Linked DNA regions of Homo sapiens: region 1 is linked to region 2. Evidence: chromatin contacts called from ENCODE Hi-C data. All regions are on one chromosome and are shown on one strand. Each heading gives the region's core, a stretch centred on a gene start or an enhancer-like site at or near the end of the contact. The rest is flanking DNA. Distances are from core to core; before and after follow the strand shown.

Region 1 (2,700 bases), core at 132-2,631, 3.7 Mb before region 2:
GCCGAGGCAGCGGCTCCCGACCTTCGCCGGCGCCCGGCCCGGCCCGGCCCCGCCGTCCTCGCCCACCCGGCAGCCGGCCCCATTTTCTTAACCCGTGCATTGTCCTTGCGAATCACCCCGGCGGTTCCCACACTGGTGGGGACCGAGAGGAGGGACGAGGGAGGAGCTGGGGGAAGAGGATGAGGAGGAAGAGGAGGAGGAGGAGGAGGAAGACAACCTCCACCCCTTCGCTCGGGCGGCCAGTGAAGGTCTGGCGCTGTCTACGGCCCCCCAGGCCCCGGCTCCCGGGAGGCCGCGGCCCCCGCTCCCACCCTCCGCAACTTTCCCTCCGCTCGCGCCCGCCGCTCCTCCGGGACCCGGCCTGAGGCTCCCTCCCCCGGCGGCCGGCCCTGGGCCCGCGGCGCCTCCTCCTAAAATGGCAGGTCCCTCCCTCCGCCCGGCCGGCCTCGGCTCCGGCCCGGCTGCGGGCCGCCGGGGGAGCCGAGCGCCAGGCCGGGCGGGGCCGCGGCCGGGCCGGACACTCACCGGGACGATGGCGGGGCGCTCGCGCCGCTTCCTCCGGTGAGTCTCAGCCTCGGGCTCCCGCGCCGCGCTCCCGCCGCGGCCTCCGCAGCCAGCGCCGCCCCGGCAGCCTCTCTCCGCCCCCGGCGCTCCGGCTCCTGGCCGCGCCGCAGCCTGCTCAGTCTCTCCTCGGCTCGCGGTTCCAGCGGCGCCCGGGGCCGGGGAGGCGACAGCCCCCTCCCCGGCAAATACCGCAGTCCCCGGGCCCCGATTCCAGGCGGCGGGGCCGCACGGCCGGCCCGGCGCAGAGGGCGGCGTCGGCGAGGCCGGGCGCCGAGCGGCGGCTGCTGCCGGCGGCTTCTTCCCGAGGAGGATTTTGTAAATCTCACAAAATGGCGCGCGCTCCGAACCTGCGCAGCGAGAAGCGCCGGGGCCCGGGCGGCGGCGGCGGCTCCTCCGCCAGGAGAGCCCGAACCGCCCGCCCCCGAGTCCCCGCACAGACAGACAGACACTCGCACACACCCGCACACTCGCGCGCACAATCGCCCTCGCACACGCTCCCTCGCACACACACTCGCACTCACACCGGTCCCGCCTGCTCGCCGGCGGCGGCAGCGGCACCAACAGCAGCAGCAGGAACAGCAGCAGCAGAAGCGGCGGCGGCGGCGCCCGCACCCCCCGCTCGGGGTGTCCGCTCTCTGAGGCCGACCTGGGCCGCGATCAGCAGCAGCGACAGCAGCAGTCTCCCCGGATACCCCCGCCGCGGTTGCCGCCGCCACCCCCGCCTCACTCCAATGGGGCTTTTTATTATTATTCGGGCGGGAAGCGAAAGGGTTTAAAAAAAAACCAACCAACAAAATGGCGACGGACCGACCCGGTCGCTATAGCAACTGTCAATCAAAACGCAAAACCCCGGCTGACGTGCTGACGTCCTCCTCCCGCCCCCCAGCCCCGAGCCGGCGGGCGGGGCCTGTTGCTCAGGTAACGGCAGATTCCGTTCCCTCCTTTCCGTCTCCCCCTCTGTCCCCAGCCAACCACCCAACCCCCTCAGGTCACGTGAAGGATAAATTCGGAGCTCGGGTCCGCTACGAGTGTCAGAGGAGGGCGCGTGATTCGCCCGGGGGAGGGGAGAGGAGGGGGACGGCTAGGCCGAGGGAGGGTAGGGGCTGGGGAAGGGGGGGCGAGGCGGCGGCCAGGCCTGTGCGCGATCGCCCGCCGCCTCCCGGCCGCCCCGCCCCGCCCCGCGCCCGCGCCGACTGCGGCCCGGGGAGCGCGCGCGGCCTCCCGCGCCGCCGCCCCCGCAGCCCTAGCGCCCCGCGCTTCCGCGTCGGCGCCCGCAGCCCCGCCCGCGCCGGGGGGAGGGGCGGGCTGCCCCGGGCGGGGGAGGGGGAGGAGGAGGGGCGCCGCGGCCTTCGGGCGGGGACCCGGGAAGCCCACCCCGCGCGCCCGGGCCTGGAGGGCTCTCACCGCGGTCCGGGCGCCGCGCTCGCCTCTCTCCCCGGGAAGCGCGGCGGCCGCGACCGTCCGCGCGTGGAGCCGGTTCTTCGAAGGGCTGGCGGGCCTCCTAGCCGGAAAATGCCGGCGGAGGCCGTGGTGGGGGCGGGGAGGAGCCACCGCCGCGCCCCAGACATCGCAGGAATTCCGGACGCTGCGCCGGGCCCGGCGGCCCTGAGGCTGGCACCTGGCTCCGGTCGGGCCGCCCAGGTTTTGTGGCGCCCGAGACCAGCGTTGGGAAATTAGGCTGGAGCCATCATGAAAACTTTTTCAGGCAGTGCACGCTCGCCTGTGCCTGCCCATCTGCTTCCAACCTCTCCCCACCTTTCGGGGCGCAGCCTGCCTGCTCCATCGGAATGCCCTTTAGATGAATCCCCTTGTGCTGTTACTGTGTCCTTGTCGTCCAGCTCTCTGGTTTTCTTTTCTATACACCTTCTCGGTTTCCAGAGTCTTAATTCGCCTGCTTGTCCTTAACCATCAAAACTCTTTATTAATATCCTGGCTTTCGCTGATTTTTATTCTCCCTACCCCTTCTCCCTAGCTATGTATTGCTGGGTGAGCTCCCGAGGCTTGAAAACCCAAGTATGCTGTGCTGGCTGCGTTGTAATCGGTAGAGAGCCACCAGCTAAAAATTGTATTTTGTACCAACTCTAATGGCATTTAATAAATGTATACCTAAAAAGAGTGTGTGTGTATATATATACT
Region 2 (2,700 bases), core at 126-2,625:
TCTAGAGGCATTTGTTTGTATGGGATTTGCTGTTATTATCTACCCTCTTCATTGGCCTTGCCTTTATTATCTGTACGTTTTGATCAAGAGGAGCAGCAAGAGAAGAATGCCAACAGACAAGCACAAAGAAACGCATCTGGCCGGAGCCTGCATGTATCTAAATTTCCAGGTTGCTGCTGCCCTCAGAATAGCACTGATGATGGCAAAGTTCTAGAGGAAACTTTCATATTGAAGAGGCTATAAAAATCTCTATAGCCTCCAACTCCACAGAGAAGCCGCTAATCTATTTCTTCCAAAGCAAAGCCTTCTTGAGTCTGAATCACAACAAAAGATTGCCCATAGGAAATGTAATCTCCGAAGTTGTTTTCTAATCCCAAGGCAAGCAGAAGCGCAGGAAGGTGCGGCCGATTCCTCGCCGGTTTCCTTTTTTTGGGAATTCGGATTGCATTCGTGCAAGCAAGGGACTGCAATTGTGTCTTGGGTCCACACCACAAAACCGTGTCGGTGCGTAAGAAGGGAAGGGACGCGGCGGACCCGGGGACGCGCTCACAGGGCGCGGAAGACGCTCCCCTTTAAATGCCTTCAGGGGCGGCCCCGCGGCGCGCCCTGGGGCCGAACGGCATTGCCTGCCCTTCACTGACCCAGGATTCTGCAGGCTTGCGAGCGAGGGGCCGAGGAAGGAGCCGGGGCTCCAGGCAGAGGCGGCGCCGCTCCCGCCAACGCGGGTCCCCGGGAGGCCGGCGGGAGGCGAGGCCGGGCCGCCCCTCGCCGGCGGCCGAGGGCAGCGAGGTCAGCCCGGGAAGGAGCGGCCGCCCGGGGTCCCCGCGAGAGGAGGGAGCCCGCTCGGCGGCGGGGCCGCGGCGCCCATTCATCCCCACGCCCGTCCCGCGGCCGCCACCCCACGGCCCACCGCGGCCCCCGGCCTCCCAGTGCGGGTCCGCCCGCCACTCCGCCGCCACCCCCGAGGACGGGAAGGACAAGGCAGAGGGGCAGCCGCTGCCGTCTCTCGGGCGCGCGGCGAGGGGCTAAGGGCGGCCGGGGAGACAAGCGCCGGGCGCGGGACGGATGCCCCGGGCAGCCATCGCGCAGACCCCCGCGCCGACCCCCGCCCCCGCTGCAGCCGCCCGTGGTCCAGGCCGCCGCCTTGCAGCCCTCTCCTCACCTCATCTCCGGGCGGGTCCGCGCTGCCGCCCCAGGGACAAATCAGTGCCGCTCACGCGCCGCTGGGAGGGACGCAGGAGCCGCAGCCCCGCACACCATCCCCGCCCGCCTCTCTGTCCGTCCCGGAGCCCGCTCGGGATTCTTCCTCGCGAGCCGCCGTACTACGGAGCAACCAAGCTACGCTCCCTCCCCTGGCGCCTCCACTCTTCTCTACCTCCTTCGCTCCCTCCCTCGCTCCCTCGCTCCCGCCTATCTCCTCATCTCCCTCCGCTGCCTCCCCCGCCCCCCATCCACCATCCATCTCCGCCCATAAGTGGGTGGGGAAACCGCCAGCCAATTGGAAGAAGGGGCCCGCACCTTCTCACCACCCCCTACCACTGGCCCCGCCCACCGTGCGAACCCAAAGAGGGTGAGCCAAAGAAATGTAAGACAACAGAGTGACAAGCCGAATGAGCCAATCAGCAGGGGCTGTGTGGGGGCAGGATTAGCACTCTCCCCCTCCTCCCCATGTAGGCGTAACAGGAGATTTATGGTCTGAGGTTGCCTATCGTGGTTTATGGAGATTTTGTTGCACGATTTCGGTGCATCTGCTCGTTGCCGTGAGAGACACTAGATAGGATGCACTTAATTGACTTAATTATTGGAGGTTTTCAAGGAGAGAATAATGTGGAAAGGAAAAAGGCGAAGCACAACCCAAAGGGGTTGGCCGGGCCTATGGTTGGAATGAGGAAGGGTGTGGTCTTCGGCTAAAATTTGCATAAAACGGAACCCATCCGGGCGATTCCAACTTCGCCCATTTATTGGTAGTCCTTGGGGCGGGGCCTCGCCTCTTTCTCCGCCCCCGAGCGGAACATGACGGGAGATGTAGTTCCGAGACCGGTTGCCATGGCGTTCTGGACAGCCTCGCGAGTCCGACCCCGCCCTTCAGGAGTGACGAGCGGCCTGACCAATGGGAGCAGGGGGCGGGCTCTCTGACGAAGGACTGGAAGGTGGCGGTGGTGAAGGTGCAGGCCGTTGGGGCGGCTCAGAGGCAGGTGAGCCCCGGGAAACGCGTCCTGTGTCTTGGGAAACGGGCCTTTAAGCGAAAGGTGGAGAGATGCCCCACAGAACCGTGCAGCCCTGGGGAGGATGGTGGTTCGCGTCGAACCCTAACCTGGGACTTGTTCGGGCCCAGGCCTAGCTTAGCTGAGGCCGCTGAGGGGTGGGTAAGACTAGATTTGAGGGACAGTTTCCTGGACCTTGACGGGTTTTGATTGTAGGTCTTATCTCAGTTTGCATCTCCCTCTACTTTTATGGAGGCAGAGGTCTGGGAGTGCCCTTCCACTTAATCTCCCAGGTTGGGTTTTTCTCCTCTGCTTCTTGTTCCTAGAATTTGAGTGTCTTTTTCTTTCTCTGTTACTTCTTCTCAGCCACTTCTTTCTTCCTCATCACTTTGCTGTTTTCGGAAAGCAGTTAGTAGTTATTCGCTGTATGTGGCTTTTGAGCCAGATCGGCCCTCTTCATTATGCTAAACGGCGGAATCATCTGGAGCGAGATGTA

What was found. Hi-C counts contacts between places; a loop is a spot of excess contacts on that map. Pooled maps may share reads with other maps.
Region 1: a loop to region 2 is called in a map of B cell, with 20 times the contacts of the local background. The contact joins the promoter of DYRK1A here to the promoter of ITSN1 in region 2. A Hi-C loop is called at or near these places in 2 of 168 maps with a recorded cell type or tissue (B cell and CD4-positive, alpha-beta memory T cell) and 7 of 50 pooled maps.

Annotation. Positions count from the first base shown.
Region 1 is chr21:37,365,454-37,368,153 of GRCh38, reverse strand. It overlaps DYRK1A (dual specificity tyrosine phosphorylation regulated kinase 1A), which reads right to left and starts at 1,381. Exons shown (of 12, transcript NM_001347721.2): 1 at 526-1,381. RefSeq lists silencers at 1-158, 269-408, 649-728, 919-1,068, 1,649-1,958 and 1 more and enhancers at 71-995, 2,309-2,388, 1,920-2,700.
Region 2 is chr21:33,641,176-33,643,875 of GRCh38, reverse strand. It overlaps ITSN1 (intersectin 1), which reads right to left and starts at 1,375. Exons shown (of 40, transcript NM_003024.3): 1 at 1,163-1,375. It overlaps CRYZL1 (crystallin zeta like 1), which reads left to right and starts at 2,135. Exons shown (of 13, transcript NM_145858.3): 1 at 2,135-2,195. RefSeq lists silencers at 617-746, 1,067-1,166, 1,177-1,516 and an enhancer at 1,987-2,396.